Linked DNA regions of Homo sapiens: region 1 is linked to region 2. The links are chromatin contacts, found by Hi-C or POLR2A ChIA-PET in ENCODE. All regions are on one chromosome and are shown on one strand. The core of a region is the stretch at or near the end of the contact, and the rest is flanking DNA. Distances in the headings are between cores, read along the strand shown. Region 1 holds the start of ATP1B4 (ATPase Na+/K+ transporting family member beta 4). Region 2 holds the start of TMEM255A (transmembrane protein 255A).

What was found. Hi-C counts contacts between places; a loop is a spot of excess contacts on that map. ChIA-PET counts read pairs that join two places held with the same protein, here RNA polymerase II (POLR2A). Pooled maps may share reads with other maps.
Region 1: a loop to region 2 is called in a map of naive thymus-derived CD4-positive, alpha-beta T cell, with 1.8 times the contacts of the local background. The contact joins the promoter of ATP1B4 here to the promoter of TMEM255A in region 2. A Hi-C loop is called at or near these places in 1 of 168 maps with a recorded cell type or tissue (naive thymus-derived CD4-positive, alpha-beta T cell) and 3 of 50 pooled maps. POLR2A ChIA-PET finds 5 or more read pairs at or near these places in 1 of 52 experiments (IMR-90).

What each region holds. Positions count from the first base shown.
Region 1 is chrX:120,360,321-120,364,728 of GRCh38, forward strand. ATP1B4 (ATPase Na+/K+ transporting family member beta 4) reads left to right here and starts at 1,769. Exons shown (of 8, transcript NM_001142447.3): 1 at 1,769-1,911. The coding sequence starts at 1,849.
Region 2 is chrX:120,309,858-120,314,324 of GRCh38, forward strand. TMEM255A (transmembrane protein 255A) reads right to left here and starts at 1,604. Exons shown (of 9, transcript NM_001104544.3): 1 at 1,395-1,604. The coding sequence starts at 1,452.

The DNA of each region.
Region 1 (4,408 bases), core at 519-3,018, 51 kb after region 2:
TAGCCACTTGTGGCTCCATTCTGCTGCACTGTTAGGCATATTGCTTTTTTTTTTTTTTTTCAAATTTGGCAGGAATCATTTCCCTTCTAACTAGTGTTTTGAGTGTAAATTCATACAGATTTCTGTCTTCAACATCCTATGGGATTTGGTTATTTTACCCCACCCAACAGCTGACATTCCAGAACACAGCCTGGGCTATAGCTGAAATACATGGCAAATGTCTTAAGTATACATCAAACCTCCAATTACCCAGAATGCTTAGGAATGGAAGATTCTAGAGAATGGAGTATTTTGTTACCTAAGGTCATGTCACTCCTAACTCCCTTTTGTCCCCCTACTCTCAGTTTTTGAAATGTTTTAAAGTGAGTGTACTCTCTTTTCAGCCTTAGACCAGTTAGCCTAGCCATTGTTTGGTTTTAAGGCTTCCAAGGGCCTGGGGATTCTCATACTTAATGTAAGGAATCACACAAAAGACTGGCTTGGAGAAGGTGTAGAAGATAGAGATCAACATCTACTGAGACCAGAGACCAGATTATCCCCTAGAATATATTTTGCTTTTAATAAAATTCAAAGAGAAGAATAAGTTTCTCTTTTTTGTAAGTGGCCTTTTTCCCTTCAAAGAAGCATATGGGAAGAGACACTGTTAAAGAAGAGGTCTGATTAGTAACATTACAGTGAAAGGAATTCTTATTTAAAATTAACTGCAATTGAAGCCATTTTCATCAGAATAGCCTTGAATTGGAGTTATGATTAAATCTTTCTAAGCTATTGTGCTGTTTTTCTCAGTAATGAATGTGCCCAGAATGTCAGTATCTGCAACATTCTCAGCCACTTGAGTATAATGGGGTTTGATTTGTGAAGGAAGGATCACAAACTCCATCCAGGCCTTTTAGCCACCCAGGCTCCAGTAGGGTGGACCCCAAACAGACCAAAAATGCTATACAATATTCTTAACTGTTTCTTCTAATTTTTCCTTTCATTGGATCCCATGTTGGTTTCAGGAGTTACATATGTCTGGGAAACTGACACTGCAAAGTTCTGGCTTGTTCCCTGCCCTGATGCTAAGGGATAAATATAGATCTCAACCACTACAGAAATTTGGCCAGGATTTGGAGGGGTGTGTGTATGAGGGGCAGTGACTGATGGGGCCACTCTGACATGTGGGCTAGAAAAAGGCTTCCTTATGTCCAAGACCCTCTTTGGGGCAGGGAGGAATGAAGTAGGAGCCTGGCTTCTAAAATCAGAAAGAATAATCCACATTTTAAGAAGCTCATGGATTGACACAAATAAGAAATATTGTAGGTGGCTTACAGTGTGTGTGGGGGTGGGGGGAGAGAGCAAAGGGAATCTTTCCTGACATCCTAGATCCTTTTGCATGAGATCAGCCTTATGAAAAAAGCAAGTTATTCTTGGCCATCTCCCCTCACCCCCAACTCCCACCCACACCCACCCCCTGCATGCACTGATATCCAACTCTCAATTGAGAAGAACATGACTTAAGATTTCCATTGGGGCCATCATATCTCAAGCGCTGGAGAAAGACAAGGGGTGGAAAGACATATAAAGGGGGCGGGAGGGTGAGTTGCTCATCCTCGTGACCCAGAATATCTCCCCCTCCTTGTAATGATGAGCTTGCTTTTCCATAAGGGCTTTCCCTTGATTCAGGGAAGGAGCCAACCAATGACAGAGGGACATGTTAGATTATTCTGGGGAAGGGCTCATGCCAGGAGGGTTCACTTTTACCAGGCGCCAAGTGTCCCCAGCAACCAGTGTCTCCTGTACCAGCAGAAGCTCCAGAACTCTCACCCGATTGCCTGCCTCTGCTGCGTCTTTGCCCACTGAACAGCCATGAGAAGGCAACTCCGGTCCAGAAGGGCTCCATCCTTTCCTTACAGTTATCGCTACAGACTCGTGAGTGCCAGAGAGCAGAATATTTTGCTGCCCCCTCCCCTTTTATTTTAATGGGGTGGGTTGGGGGCTGTGTAGACCTTGGTTTACGGCTGCCTCTCTTTGAGACGGGCAGAAACAGCGAAGTTTAGGGGAGCCCAGGGTTTCAAAAAGGAGCAGTGACTCCCAGCACCCCCGGGCACCCTAAACTGCTGGATAAAAGGAGGAAGCCCCTCTTCCTGTGAAACAAAGATAAGGGAAGGAGAAGATAACAGAGAATAAGTGGCTTCTAAAATCTTTTCCTGGGAGTATAGAATTTTCACAGACCTTTTGGAGTATAAAAGTTTAATTCTAATAGCAAGAAATTTAGCCAAGAGGGAAGGAAGGAGGAAGAGGAAATGAAAGGCACTGCCTACCCAGCTGTCTCTTGGGTGGTAGCTTCTTAGAGTCCAGCTGCTCTCTTTCTAAAGTAGAAATTCCAAACTATAGCTAAAATCATAGAATCCCCAATAGGAGCAGGGAGGAATCCTAGACATTATCTCTCCAGAACCCCTCATTACCTAAAGGAGGCTGCTGTGGCTCAGAGTACAGGAGTGACTTGCAAGTTAGTGGAGGAGCCAAAGTGAAAATGCAATATCCTCACTGCTAATCTTGTACTCTTTCCATTGTATTTGCAGAATGCATCTTCCAAACCCCCGATCTGCCACTACCCATTGCCATCCTGACTGCCACCCCACACTGCCCAACATGTAGACACACATACATTCTTTTGTCTCATCATTTATTTCCAGGGTGTATTACAAATTATTTGATCCAAAAGTTTATTTGCATTTATTTTGCTATAAGTCATTAATGTATGCCACACGCAGTGCTTTTTGGGGAGAGGATTTTGAAATGTTCCCCAGAGAGGATTGTGATCTCAGCCCCAGGAGGAAACAAAGCCTAAGCCATTTTTCTTTGGGTATGGCCACTTATGTAACCAGGGAGTTAAGTGAAGACTGTCAACAGCCCGCAGAAGAAAACACACATTATTCTAACCTCCTATCAATCTACAGAGGGCTTCTCTTAGCTTTTTAGCCACAATTTGAAGAACCGTTTAACTTCCCCCAAAGTTTCTTCCAGCTCTCAAAACAGTTACAATCTGCAGGGGTATAAAACTATTTCTTACTTGCCTTCTTTTCTATGTAATCTTGTTAAAATGTTGTGTATAATTTCAGTTATTTGTTAAGTGGCTTGGATTTTAAATGCATCAGGGGATCTTGCTCTTTATAATACTTGACCAAATTTAAAAATAAATTAATGCAATCCTGTGCTAATTTCTCTTTTAAAATTAACCAGCCATTCAAATGTTTATGGTGTATAAACACATGCCTTGCTGTCTTCTTTGCAGAGCACAAATTTAAAATTTATCCTTTGGGTCATACTGTTTGTTTATATATTTGTTTATATGTTTATATATTTAGATTACTCAAAATGGAGCTACCCTCTGTTCTTCAGACTCTTCCCTTTCAGGGAAACCTGATGACCCCATCACACACCCACTACCATATCCCAGCACACTCACACACACTATCACATGAGGGTAGTGCCACTTTAGGAAAGTGACAAGACAGAATCTTAGGGATAAGCATTCTCATTACCAAAGGATTTTCTATTGGATTTTGTTAAATAGTTTCACAAAGATACATTTTACACAGGATTTAATTAATGAGGATCTTTTGGGGAAGGCCTCTCTTGCACAGTGTGACCATTTCCTTTACCTGGAAACAGAGGAGAGGAGAAAAGATTCGAGGTTCCTAAAGTAAAGCTCAGGAACCTCTCACAGCCTCTCGGGTGTGAGAGCTGTAGGGGCAAATTAGCCGTGAGAAGATTAATTCTTCTCAGGAGGGTAAAGCTTTAATGACAAGCCATCTGTAATGGGATTATCATGAGAGCCAATATCTACAAATAAGATCAGTCTGAGGCCTAGGCCAGCTGCCTCCTCTGTGGAAGGTTAAAGGCAGGCATAGGTAACATGGAGAGAAAAGAAAATTGTTCAGGAAATATAAAGGGAATATATATTTCTCCTCAATGAAATGTTATACTTCAAATTCACTGAGATTCTCAGGTGCAGTAGATTCTCTGGGGGCCATGATTGCTACCCACTGTGATATACATGACAGCTCAGTCAGGGTGACAAGCTCTGTGAGAGCATTCCCGCAGAGTCCTGCATCAGGAATTTTAAGTCAGGCAGGTATCACTGATATTTGGTTAGGACCCACTGGGTACTTAACTGTCAGCTTTACACTGTGGAGGGCCATCGAGAGGCTAGAAAATATGGAATCTCCCTCTGGGTGCTCAAAATGTAGTTTGGGAGTTTAAATGTGTGCATAGGTTCACACACAAGTGAAAGATATTTAAGAACAGGTATTAATCCATTCATCATTGAGTGATGAAGTTTATTTTCCTAAGCCTTACACTGTGAGCCTATGTCAGTCAGCCATCCTTGATTATAATAAGCACCTAAAATCTTTTTTTGTGT
Region 2 (4,467 bases), core at 354-2,853:
CATTTGTACCCCGTTGTAAATAACTACGCCCTTAAAAATGAAAAAGCAAATTCTTATACTGAATATGCAAAACCATTGAGGATACGGATCTTTCCACCATCCAGGAGATAACACTTTCTGGGGCCCCTCCGGTGAACGAGTTTTGTTGACACTGAGTCTTCTGCGGGCAGTAGGGAGATTATATAGGGGGTTCGATCTTCTCCCTGCCCCCTCCACTCGAGATGTTCCCGCAAATTCATCGGAGAAGACCTGAGCAGACTGATGGCAGGAACTGCGGGACAGAGGGATTTTGCAGAATGTAAAGTATGTTGGAAAGAGAGAATTCGATTTGATTGAAGTGTATCCGAGGCGAATTTTAAAAGATTAGGTGGGATCATGATTTTACAATCCCCTCCCGCTCTCCAGGGCTCCAAATTAATTTCTCCGCCCAGTGAAATCACAGGGCTTGGGAAGGTGCCTAACAGCTGAGGGGGACTGGGTTTGTTTTTTTTTGTAACTACCAAAAAGCAGCTTCGAGGGGCAGCCAAGTTGGTGCCCGAAGGTAGCTGTCCCCCAGTTTCTATAAGGAAAGGAGTCGAAGGGTGCCCCTCCCCCTCCATTCCGCCCTGCGAGGAAAAGCGCGACTTCAGAAGATGCGCGGGCTCGCGCTGGATGTTTCTTTCTCGCGCTCTCACTCCTGCCCCTGACTCCCTTTTCACACTCATGCACATTCCGTGCATTTGGAGCAGAGTAACAATCAAATTCAAAGAATGTTGATCCCGCCGCTGCAGAGGGCAGGGCTGGGCTGTCTTGAGTGATTCCTCAGGAATTCCCCTCCCCTCATCCCCCCCTTTCTTCTCACCCCCGCCCATCCCCCAGAGTTGCGCAACCCGCCCCCCCCCCCCAATCAGCGAGGTGCAAGTCAGGCCCCCACCCAACTGCATCTCTAAATTTCAGGGCAGCTTCAAGAGAGTTGGGAGGGGGCGAGGACCCTGCTTCTAATTGTCGTTAGTCGTGAGCTCTTAGAAGTGACCAGGACTTTGCAAAGAGGGAGTGTCGAATGGAAAGCGAAGGCGCAGGTTGCAGGGAAGTGTTTTGATCCTCAGATTGCTGGGATTTACCACCGACTGCAAGTCTGTAGACACACGCACACAAACAGGCACACACCCGCACTCCGGGGCAGAGATACTCCGACGCAAGCTTGGCGCTCCGATCTCCGCACGTCGCTCCCGCTGCAGCCAGGCCGCTCCCCTGGGACTCTGGTCCACCACCCAGACGCTGGGGCGCGAAGACCACCCCATCCATGCCCCGTTTCCCGCTCTCCGGCTTTTGGGGCAGCTGGGGCGTTCACAGTCCAGAGGCCAGGGCACTCAACCCCTGCTGCCGCCGCCCGAAGGAAGGGCCGCTAGACTTACCCATGGAATCGGGCAGGGACATGTCGCTGGACCGCTGCTGAGTCAGGGACTGATGCATGGTGAAAACTGCCCGGTTGCCCCAGTCCCCGAAGCTGCTTCAAGCGCCCCCGGCTCTGGGCGCCCCGCAGAGCATCCTACTCCGCGGTTGCCTCTCTCGGTCCTTCCGAGAGCTGAGAGACACTGCCTCTGGTTGCGAGCTGCAGCCCAAGTGCCGCCTCCCCCTCCCTTCCACTCTTCTCCCTCCCTCCTCTTCTGCCTCCCTCTGCTCTGGGAGGCAGCAGCATTGGCGGTCCGTGCAGCCGCGTGCGCTTGCGCAAGACCCCCCCCCTCCTCCCTCCCCCTCAGTCTCCCCATCCTAGTTATCCACCTCCCAGCCTTCCAAGCCAGACAGGGAGCAGTTTTAGCCCCTTGGGGCCAGGGCTGCGCAGAGAAAGAGGGGGAGGCTTCAGTATGAAGCCAACCAACCTTCTCTATAGTTGGACAGGGTCTTGGGTAATTATCCTGTTCTAGGATTTATAACTGGGGAGGGGGTCAGAGTCAGAGGTTCAGAGCTGAGGAACACACACACACACACACACACACACACACACACTTGAGCAGGTCTGGTCTTAGTGCTTCCAGAATGACATAATGGAGCTGGAGATGATCCAGAGAAGGGCCACTCTATAATCAAAGGGATGGTGTGTGTGGGGCGGGGGGAGGGTGGTGGCTGACATATGAAGATAGATTAAACAAACGCAGACTCTTTAGTCTAGAACGATGAAGGCTGGGAAGTGATGTGACCAGAGTGTATAAAATTATGCAGAGACGGAGAGAAGGAGCACAGCCTTATTCACCAGACCTGAGAATTCTAGAACCAACAGCCCCCAATCTTTAGCTAGAAAATTCAGCTAAAGTATAACTCTGCACCAGAACCCCAGTTTGTACTGTTCAAGTGCTTTTATAACAAGGATCTCATTTTATCATCATAGCAGCCATGCAAGGGAGGAAGAGGAGTTATCAATAACCCCATTATGCAGAGGAGGAAACTGAATCTCAGAGAAGGGAAGAAAATATCCTGTGCCCACTCAGCTAGTAAGTGGCAGAAGTGAGAGCTAGAACCTAGATCTGTTGGACTCCAAGGTGAGTGTTCTTGCTATGGCGACTGAAAAGAACTATTATTCTCTATAGCAAATGGAAAACCTAAGGAATTCATTAGCTCCAAAAGATGCAGCAAGATGAAAATGCAAGTAGCTTTGGAAAGAGTGAAAGTAAAGTCATGGCTGACAGATCCACTGTGGATTACTAAGGGAAACTGGGGATGAGGTGGGAATGTCATTGATCTTGGAAGACAGCCAAATCCTTCTCGAACCTATCCTTTTGGACCCCATTAGGATATTGGGCTTGAAGCACCTTGTGGTTGGACCAAAAGGTGGTTTGAATGTTCTCAAAACAACTGCAGATCAGGATGAGGCCTCCTTGGAGTGCCCCCAAGACATCTATCTGGTGGCCAGGGGAGGTGGAGGGTGAGGAAGCGGGTAACAGTGGACTCCACCTCCCTCTGGGAACAGCCCTGGAAGCCTAACATAGCTAAGAGAATATACCTATTTGGAGGTGCCCATACTGTCCCATTGAGGAGCTCCCAGGCTCTGCTTGCCAGGTCTCCTTCCAACCACCTCCTTCTGATGGTTGCTGCAATCCTTTCTCCATGTTCCCCGAAAAACCCAAACCAAATCAAGTATAAAACTATTCTAAGAGTCAATGGGATGAAGAAGAGTACTTGGCTCTTTCCAGATCTGCCTTGCTAATCTACTGTAAAGCTTTGTTTTTCTTATCCAGGAAATGGGACTGAAGGCCCTTGCCCTTTCCCATCTTCTGAAGGAAGAAAATATGTTTCTTGAAGATTAAAAAGGAAGCCCTTTGTAAAGAACTTGGGCACCCCAGGGGCCACGTTGAATGCTGTGTCAGGTATTATTAGCAACCCTACACTATACATGTGGTTTAGAAATCTGTGATATATGTCCTAGATAGAGACAAGATGCCTACTATTGTAGATGTGTGTGTCTTAAGCCTGCTTAGCTTGTGTCAGGGTCTCTATAAGCTCCACAAAGGCAGAGAGAAATCCTGTATTTATACTTCTGCAATGATTGTCTTTGAGTCCTGTTTACTTATCTCTTTCTCCTCTCATTCTAAATATCTCATACTTAATGTGGAGGACTCCTGCAACCAGCACTGATTTCTCAGGAGTGCTTGCTAATTAACATATTTCGTTTCTGTGAAAGTAGCCTGAAAGAAAAGAGGTTTTTATACAGGCTCTAAAGACTATATGACACCTTCTTTAGAGATTCTTGGCTCCCCTATAGCAATCACACAGCAAGAGATCCCTAAAGAAGCCAAATAGAAACTTGTTACCATGCTGGTTTTGATGGACAGATTGAGGGCTTTTCAATTCAGAGAGAAACACACTACCCACCAAATGATGCAGAGGGCATATGTAATTTGACCTTTATAATCCCAAAGACACAAACTAGTGAGGTACCTTTAATGGGAGTGAGGTTTGCTTTCTCAACATCTGTATTCCTGAATCCTGCTTGAAATTGAACATTATTTTATAAAGTACTAGAGGAGCTGGCTATTTAAAAGAACTGCATATGGTATGTTTCTTTTGTGCTGTCTCTTGGGGTGCCTTGTGGGACTTGGAGCACAGCACGCACTCAGTCAAGTTAAAAATGACTTTGAGACCAGTAGCAGTGACAATAGCAGCAGCTGCAGCAGCTTGGAGAGTAGTAGCAGTCTTCTCCCCAGAGATGGTGTATTTGTCTGGAGAGAGGATCGGGAAAAGGGGAGGGACTAGAATGGGAACTGGGGGGAAAACCCCCTACATTTTAACTAAGCCCAGTACATACACCTCTTTTCCTCCAAAAAAAAGTTTATTTTAACTCAAATTGAACAGGATGATTAAAAAGCAAGAGGCAATGTTTCCTGGGCTCCATTCTGATTTTCTTCATGTCAAAACACATGTGGAGTTTATACATAAATAGGTTTATAATAAAACTTACCAATAGGCAAGCCATCTAGATGAAGAAACAGGTCT